Regions from separate parts of the Homo sapiens genome. Here region 1 is linked to region 2. A link is a contact called in ENCODE Hi-C or POLR2A ChIA-PET data. All regions are on one chromosome and are shown on one strand. The core of a region is the stretch at or near the end of the contact, and the rest is flanking DNA. Distances in the headings are between cores, read along the strand shown. Region 1 overlaps COBL (cordon-bleu WH2 repeat protein). Region 2 overlaps COBL (cordon-bleu WH2 repeat protein).

What was found. A loop is a pair of places that touch in the nucleus more often than their neighbours do. ChIA-PET counts read pairs that join two places held with the same protein, here RNA polymerase II (POLR2A). Pooled maps may share reads with other maps.
Region 1: a loop to region 2 is called in a map of PC-9, with 2.2 times the contacts of the local background. The contact joins two enhancer-like sites. A Hi-C loop is called at or near these places in 4 of 168 maps with a recorded cell type or tissue (Caco-2, PC-9, gastrocnemius medialis and 1 more) and 2 of 50 pooled maps. POLR2A ChIA-PET finds 5 or more read pairs at or near these places in 7 of 52 experiments (AG04449, GM10248, H1 and 4 more).

What each region holds. Positions count from the first base shown.
Region 1 is chr7:51,223,875-51,228,358 of GRCh38, forward strand. The region is part of intron 1 of COBL (cordon-bleu WH2 repeat protein); the gene reads right to left. Among named protein-coding and RNA genes, the nearest start is that of COBL, 91 kb to the right of the region's middle. RefSeq lists enhancers at 597-1,305, 1,306-2,014, 2,179-3,378. Within about 2 kb of position 2,302, at least 3 of the 41 ENCODE cell types and tissues checked have a DNase peak (open chromatin) inside an H3K27ac peak, as active enhancers do.
Region 2 is chr7:51,260,451-51,264,579 of GRCh38, forward strand. All of the region lies in intron 1 of COBL (cordon-bleu WH2 repeat protein), which reads right to left. Among named protein-coding and RNA genes, the nearest start is that of COBL, 54 kb to the right of the region's middle. RefSeq lists an enhancer at 2,312-3,127. Within about 2 kb of position 2,666, at least 10 of the 41 ENCODE cell types and tissues checked have a DNase peak (open chromatin) inside an H3K27ac peak, as active enhancers do.

The DNA of each region.
Region 1 (4,484 bases), core at 1,052-3,551, 37 kb before region 2:
AAGGACATTTGTATTCTCAATATGTAGCATAATGTAGTTCATATTTGTGGGTGCAGACATCTACCACATAATGCTTCAGTCACTGACAGACCACATATATAAAGGTAGTCCCCTAAGACTGTAATACCTTTCCTATGGTTAGATATGTTGAGACATACAAATGCTTACTATTGTGTTACACTTGCCTACAGTGTTCAGCACAGTAACATGCCGCACAGGTTTGCAGCCCAGGAACAATAGGCTACAGCATACAGCTAGGTGTGTAGTAGGCTCTACCATGTAGGTATGTGTTGGGTACATTCTGTGATGTTCACCCAAGGATGAAGTCCCTTAAGGATACATTTCTCAGAGTGCGCCCCTATCATTAAGCTATGTATGACCGTACTTAAAAATGCTTATTGATGATGATGATATTGACACTGCTGAAAATTATACATAGTTCCTGCTTACAAGAAACACTGCGTACTTATAAAAGCCTGAGATAGGAATGAAAAAGAGATTGCAGAATAAATGTTCCAAACGAGCCAAGCTTTCTGAGGGAGAAAAAACCTGTGTGGACCTCATTAGTGGAGTATCCACCCTAACACCCTAGCCGAGGTGGCCTTGAACAGTCTTAAAGATGAGCAGAAATTTCATATATGAGAAAAAGAGACAAAGCCTGGGGCAGGAGGAGAAGTCCCCAAAGAGAAAAAGGAAAAAAAAAAATGCTGTACTGCACATCACAGGAGAAGACGCTAAAACAGCATGCCCGGGCTAGGGACAACTGACAGACAGCACACCACGGTGTCTGGGTTTTTTATTTTATTATTATTTTTTCTTTTTTTGAGATGGACGGCAATGGCGCAATCTTGGCTCACTGTAACCTCTGCCTCCCAGGTTCAAGTGATTCTCCTGCCTCAGCCTCCCAAGTAGCTGGGATTACAGGCATACCCGGCTACCAAATTTGCCACCATACCCGGCTAATTTGGTATTTTTAGTAGAGATGGGGTTACACCATGTTGGTCAGGCTACTCCTGACCTCAGGTGATCCGCCTGCATGTGGGTGACCTGTGCGTGTGGGCGGCCCGTGCATGCGGGGGCGGCCCGTGCATGTGGGCAGGCTGTGAGTGTGGGTGGACTGTGTGTGTGGGTGGACTGTGTGTGTGGATGGCCTGTGCACGTGGATGGCCTGCACAGGTTTAGACCAGGCTTGTTCCCCATTGTCTGTTTCGTGCTTTCAGTGTGGCTTCTGTTAAACGCAGGCACCATCCTGCAGCTAACACAGTCACAGCACAAAACAGAAAACGCCTGGCTTCCTCTGCCTGTGAGTGGCTCAGCCTGGGAAAGAATGGCTGCTATTTACGTGGGGACTCCACATCTGTACTCGGTTGTGAAAAGTCATTAGCTTACCAAGCAGGGGATGCCTTTCTCAAACATCTGTGCAGATGTCATGTGGTTGAGTCTGAGACTCAGATGCATGTGGCAGTTTAAAAAGAGTAGGCCTTCTGCACAAGTCTAAAGAGGCCATCAGACCTGGGACCTTGCCCGGCTCCTGCTGGGCACACCCATCGCAGGTGCTCCCGGCTGGCAGTGCACACAGGCTGGGTAATCCAGCTTTCCTTCCTCTCACCCCCTCCAGTAGGAGGCAGGGCAGGTCCTTGGGACTCAGCAGGGAATGAATCACAGCACACACAACTCAAGCTTCCTTTGATCTATTCAGGTTGAAAAACCTGGGTGTGCCCTGGCAGGAACTGTTTATAAAATGAAAAAGTATATATATGAAAACATTTCTGCCATTTCCAAGGTCATCAACCATAGCTCTAAATGATTTTAGCTTAAAACCATCACACATTTACTAAGTTTCAGGATGACGCTTGTTAATTCCCACATCAGCTGGAAGCTCCCAGCTGGGTTTTTATTCTGAGAGCTCTTCAACATTCAGCAGAAGGCTTGAAATCCACTCACTGAAAGTCAGAGGGTCTTAGGTGACATGGTGCAGTGAATGCAAATCGCAGGTGTGAGGCCCAGGTAGCTGAATTAAAACCTAACTCTATAGGTGACAGCCACTGCCCAGCCAGGCTGGTCAGGCTGAGGTAGACAGGGACTGCATGCTGAAAAGGGAAAATTCATGCGTCTCTGTACTTTCCCAGACCCTGAGTTCAAAAGCACTATGCTTTACATCTTCCATCTTTCCAGTTGGAAATGTCATCTGTGGACCTGAAGGTATAACAATTTCTTACTGTCCAAGAAAAGTGGACTGGGAAATCCACAGTGATGCTGAGGCCAGCTGACCTGAATGGCACCTCTACACCATGGGTGCCTGTTTACCATGTTGGCTACTCTGGCTGGCTGCTGGCAAACCGCATGTGCTTAAAGGGAATTTCAGAGAGAAACCAGGCACACCCGGCTCTCCTGGCTAAGAGAGTCTGTTTATGCTGCAGGCAGAAGGGAGTTGCCATTCTCTCTCCATGAGATTCTTCAGCAATAGGATGTTTGCTTCATCCTGTTTACAAGCGGTACATAAGCTGCGTCTGGTTTGTGTCTGGCTATTTATTTGCAGCCACAGTTGTAGACTTCCCTCTACCAAGGGAAGAGGAACCATGACTTTCTTGTTCATCACTGGTAAGTGAAGTGCTGGGCCCAGGGAAGGAATTCGGTCACCACTGCGTTGAGTGAGTGAGTGAGTGAGTGAGTAAGTGAGTGACTAAGTGAGTGAGTAAGTGAGTGAGTGAGGGAGTGAGTTGGGATTCAGCTGCCAAGTCAGTGCCCAGTTTTCTCAGCAATAATAAAAAGTCAGAAAGATGTCCAGAAACAAATGCCCAGAAGACAGCTGAGTGCTACCGCAGCCTGCAGAACTGGTTACCAAAGAGGGGAATGAGGAATCCTCGCATCCTGTACCAGCTCCCACATCCCTGAGTCCAACACTAATCTGATTTAAGCCCTCATTTTCTAAACATGCCATGATCCAGCCACCATGCCACACTGTGTATGTTCAATACCCCTGGCAACTTCATATGCAAGTGTATTCTCCCCATTTTACAGACAGGGTGGCTGAGTATCCAACCAGTTAAGTAACCTTCTCACAATCACACAGCTGGAAAAGACTGGAATTCTAGCCCAGGTCTTTCTGAGCCTAGGACACCACCTACACACTTTGCACCGCCTCCAGCCTTAATTACTTCTTGAAAACAAGCACCGGGGTTCCTGGCAGACTGATGCTAGGATGTTTGGACTCCTTGACACATACTAGAACGCTGGTGCCCTGCAGTGCCGGCTGATGAGCGGTGAGGTTAGAGAATACTCTTCAGTGAAGGTTTCCAGCACACAGTTGTAGAGACGCCCCCTTTACTCTGATGTGGGGTCTGGACAAGCCTTATTTGCAAACTGAGTTGGGCCTCCAAGAACTTCCTTCAGTGCTCAAGGTTCCACGAGGCTCAGATGGACGCATGGGGACTGTGTTCAACTGCCTCAGGAGACAGAGGAAGACTGGAGTCACAGGGAGATGGAAGGACGTGCCCCGGCATGACATGAGGTAGGTGGCAGAGCTGGAACAGACCCCAGATTAGTCTCAAGCATCCCTGAATACACCTTTAGGGTCAGGTACTTCTTTGAGTATCTGATGAAGGCCATGGACCTTCTTCCAGGCAAGATGCACTCCAGCCTGCTTGCCACCAGCCAGGAGCACCTGCTATGGGTGTGCCCAGCAGGAGCTAGAAAAGATCCCAGCTCTGATGACTTCCTTAGACTTGTGCAGAGACCCTGCTCTTTTTAAACTGCCACATGCCCCTGAGTCTCAGACTCCTAAGCCTCTTCCTTGTACATTATTTCTGCAAACCACCCTGATGACCAGGGACTCCAGATTAAGAATCCATGTAATACCTTTTCTTGGAGCTCAGCACCTCCCAAGCTCAGGGCAATGTTCCTGTGAAGACAAGAATTCCTTCTAATAGAGGAGAAGAGCTATCAGAGGAAAATCCCATCAAAGCTTTCCCCACTGTCTTGGCCCCTGCAAACAAAACGGAAAGCCAGAAAAACAGTCAACAGAAGATCCAGATAAGTAAGGGCTGAAATATGTGTCTATGAAACAATCACACTGCAGCCCACAGAATTGTGGCATAAAAACAATAAATATCACACTGGAGCAATAAGCCAGGGAGAAACGACTTTACCCATCAAAACGCCACATTTCAGGGCACACAAAGGCACTGTCTGTTGAAAGTCTGCCCCAGGACACTCCACAGCTGTACACCATCCACCACATCCTGGTTACATGCTCTAGAGCTGGAAAAACATCAGGTCAAATCCAGCCACGACGTGGCCACGCTGTGCATCTCCCCCAGATAAGCTCCTGTAATCTGTAGGCCTCAGTTTCCCCAAGAGCTGAACAGAGAGAGATTTCAGCTTTTATCAGCTGAGTAAATGGGAGGATTAAATGAGATGACCCCTGTAAAGTTTCTGGTATGGCACCGAGACACAGGTAGCACTCAATGACTGGTGGTAATTAC
Region 2 (4,129 bases), core at 1,416-3,915:
AGGATAACAGGATCCCTCCCTGATGCAAGTCCATCACTGGTAGGAAACACAGATAAACAAACACTCAAGACACCAAGGCTTGTGCCATGAGAAAGGCTCATATACAATGCTCGTGGAGCAGATGCTCTTTCTAGGAAAGAGGGTAGTGGCCTGAGGGGACAATTCCAAGGCACTGGTTGAGCTATGTGTTGCAGAATGGGATAAGGACATGTCTAGCATAAGGAAGGGTCGCTACAGGAGAAGATGGGAAAGGTTGTGGGATGTGTGAAGAACTGGGATCGCAGGTAAGCTGCAGCTGGGGACTGACAGTGTGCAGCAGGGCAGCCATGGAAAGGATGCAGGGACCAGGCGGCAGAGCCTGGATCTTATCCCAGAGGTGGCAGAAACCCTCAGAGGACTCCAGGCAGGTCAATAACAGGGCACTTGCATTTAGCCATGACTTCTCTGGAGGGATAGGGAGGGTAGGCTCAGATCACATCCTGCCTTTCCCCAAAACCTTCTGAGGGCATCTCATGAACTTTATAAACCTCCATACCCCTTCTCCATTGCCCATCTCTCCTGCTTCACCTCCAGCCATTCTCCCCAGAGCCCCACTACTCCTGCCACACTGCCTGCCTTCCTGCTGCTCACACACGCCAAGCTCAGCCCCACCGCAGGAGATGTGCACATGCTGCCGTACACAGTAGATGGCTTACTCCTCTCTTCACTGAGAGGCGTACATGTACAGCAAAACCTCCTCAAAGAAGCTCTCCTGACAGCCCATCCAAAACGGCAGCCTTTGGCTGGGCGTGGTGGCACACGCCTATAAAAAAACTGCAGCCCTTGCAACTCTCTTCCAACTCAGTATCACTTCCAGAAATTATACTTTATTTATTTACTCTCTATCTCCCCCACTAGAACATAATGTGTCAGAGTTGCAGGGAGACCTCACCTGTCATATTCATGGCTGTGTTCCCAGGGCATAAAATGCTGGTGAGTAGCAGGCTCACAGTAAATATCTGTGCAATGAATGAATGAAGGTGAGACTAGAGTCAAAAGCTACTGCGAAACACAAAACACCAATGGTGATTTCGTCTGAGCTAAGAACACAGCAGTGTGATGACATGTTTGGTGGAGAGCTGACGCACCAGGGAATGGAGGAATCTGAGGTGATGCCTGACAGGGAGGATGGCTGGCCTGTGCACCAAGCCCAGTTGTACAGGCCCTGGAGGTGTTGAAAGAAGGCAGCCCGAGGGGCCAGGCGCGGTGGCTCACGCCTGTAGTCCCAGCACTTTGAGAGGCCGAAGTAGGCGGATCACCTGAGGTCAGGAGTTTGAAACCAGCCTTGACCAACATCGTGAAACCCCCTCTCTACAAAAATTAGCTGGGAATTGTGGCATCTGCCTTACTAGGGAGGCTGAAGCAGGAGAATCACTTGAACCCAGGAGGCGGAGGTTGCAGTGAGCCAAGATCACGCCATTGCACTCCAACCTGGGCAACAAGAGTGAAACTCCATCTCAAAACAAAAAAGAAGGCAGCCTGAGGAACGCTAAGCTCCAGATTCTGTGAGGCACCCTCTGGGCAGGCAAGTCCAAAGCTGCCAGGAGAGGGGTTGGGATGGAGCTGGAGAGGGGTGGGCCCGTGCTGATGGTGCAGGAAGAATGTGGCCAGTGGCAGCGCTCCTGCCAGGCTCACCGCACTCACCGCACAGCAGCCCTGGCTGGCTCAGGGCACAGAGCCAAAGTGGAGTCTGACAGTGGCCCAGCCCCAGGAGGCCACATCCTCGAGAACACAAGGCAGAAGAAGAAGTGCAGGTGCAAGACAGGGGCACACCTGGGAACCCCAATGTCTCAGGCAGGGACAGAGGAGGGGCAGACTCTTCAAAGGAGCCCCAGGAGGTGACAGGAAAGTGAGGAGGGAGACCCTGGCCAGGAAGGTCAGAAAAGGAAGTTTCCGGACGAAACCGTGTCAGAGTCAGAAGCTGAAGAGAGGAAGTCAGTAGGACCATACAAACAGTTCCACAGCGAGGTGGCCATGGGAAAGGACTCCTGCGACTCAGGACTGGGTCTGAGACCCTCAGGGAAAATGGCCCGGTTAGGACAGCCTAGTAAGAGCGCACAGGAAGGATGCACTGGGAAGTCACGACAGGCAGCGCCAAGTCGCCATGCCTGTGAACCAACAGGGTGCTGGCGGCAACATTCGCCATGCAGTCACCATCACATGGACGTCTGGGGCAAACAATCAAAGTGATTTACATGACAGATGTGTGTGAAGACATGCCAGTATTAAAGCATGAACCAGGGGCCGGTTGGTCCCAGGGCAGTCTCAGTGGCTGTGGAGTGAGTGCTGGGATACAAGGATGAAGAGGGCAATAATGAAGAAGCTGTCCTTCCCTCACTGCCCACGCCCTACCAGCAACCCCTGGTAGGAGGCAGGGCAGGGCCCAGAGGCATTGAGACCCAACTTGCCAGGAGCCTGGGAACTGGAACCGGCAGCAGCCCTGGGCTGCATCTGGAAAAAGAAGTCAGTGTCCAGCAGGTAAGCTGGGCAAGGTGAGGCACGGACGAGCCTCGTCTCCACACCAGGGCAGGTGGAACTGACATCAGTGGGGCCCTGACGCAGTGTTAAGAGACATGGAGGTGTCGCCAGCCACATTCTCATTAATACAAAGTGGTGGTGTGTGGAGTTGGGGAGTTCCCCCCAGCTCACCGGAAGCCACCCGCAAGCCGAGGGTGGCCCTGGGAGCAGGTCCTACCTGTGAACAGCACCTGTCATCTACACTGCACTGGGGAAAGGTGCAAGAGACACCCTCCAGCCCTAGGCTCCTATGAGCAAGAGCACACAGGCCAGGAGGCCTGGGGAGGGCCCACGAGGTCTCACACTCATGCACTCCCACGTGTGAGAAGGAGGGAGCAAATGGATTGTTTTAAGCAGGAAGATAAATGGTCAGTGGGATATGTTTCACAAACTGCTTTTGGCAGCAATATGGGGGGTGGATAAGGAAAGTAGGAGGCTGGAGGAAGGAAATCAGAAGAGCATTTCAGAAGCCCTGCAAAGTGCTGGCAAGGGCCTGAGCTATGAACCAAGACAATAAAACAGAAAAAAAAGTTCTTTTTTTTTTTCACACAGTGGGTGGAGGTCCCCACTTTGGTGGGGAATTATGGAGCCCACACCTGAGTGCTTTTAGTTGAAGCTTTAGTACCTGGGAGGATGAAGAGTTCCCAGGCGTGGCTGTCCAGCTCACTGGTGTCAGCACCAGCAGGTCTGATTGTTAAGTTCAAGGGCTGCCCAGCAAGGCCTGGGAGACAGAACCAGCCAGACTGGTTTTATTGGATTGTGCTGCTGATAATGACACAATTTTTATGTCACTGAACACTTTCTTGGCAACTACTAAATATTTTGATATGATTCCTATACAAAAACAGTTGACATAAGGACTATGATCCCCATTTCAAATGAGGACAGGAGATAACTAAAGTTGATGGAATGCTAACCATGAGTTTGGCACTGTGGTAGGTTCTTAGTGTCCCAACTAGTTTTCATGACAGCTCACAAGGGAGGTGCTGTTATTCCACTTTTATAGAAGATGAAACTGAAACCTAGATTATGTAGCTGTCAAAAGACAACAAAACTAGTGAGGAAGAGAGCCAGGACGCCGGCCCAGGTCTATCTGAGCTTGGTCCCCATGAGATGCCTTCTGAGTTCCAATCGCAGCCCCCAAGCCTCAGAACTGCTGGATCAAAACTGCAGGCAAGGAAGGATGGGTGCAAAAGCCCATGTGTTGGGGATCTGTTCCTCACAATGGCAGGGCAGAAGGGGCTCAAACGTTCTTCCTTTAGGGGCCTGGCTGAATAAGCCAGGATGCAGCCACACAGGGCACAGAGAGTGAGGACACCTCTACGTAACAGTTGGATGTTTTACATAATTGCAAAACAAAATATAATTAAAAAGCAACCCCCGGCCAGGCATGGTGGCTCACGCCTGTAATCCTACCAATTTGGGAGGTCAACACGGGTGGATCACCTGAGGTGAGGAGTTCGAGACCAGCCTGGTCAACATGGCAAAACCCCGTCTCTACTAAAAATACAAAAATTAGCCGGTCTTGGTGGTGCACACCTGTAATCCCAGCTACTCGGGAGGCTGAGGAAGG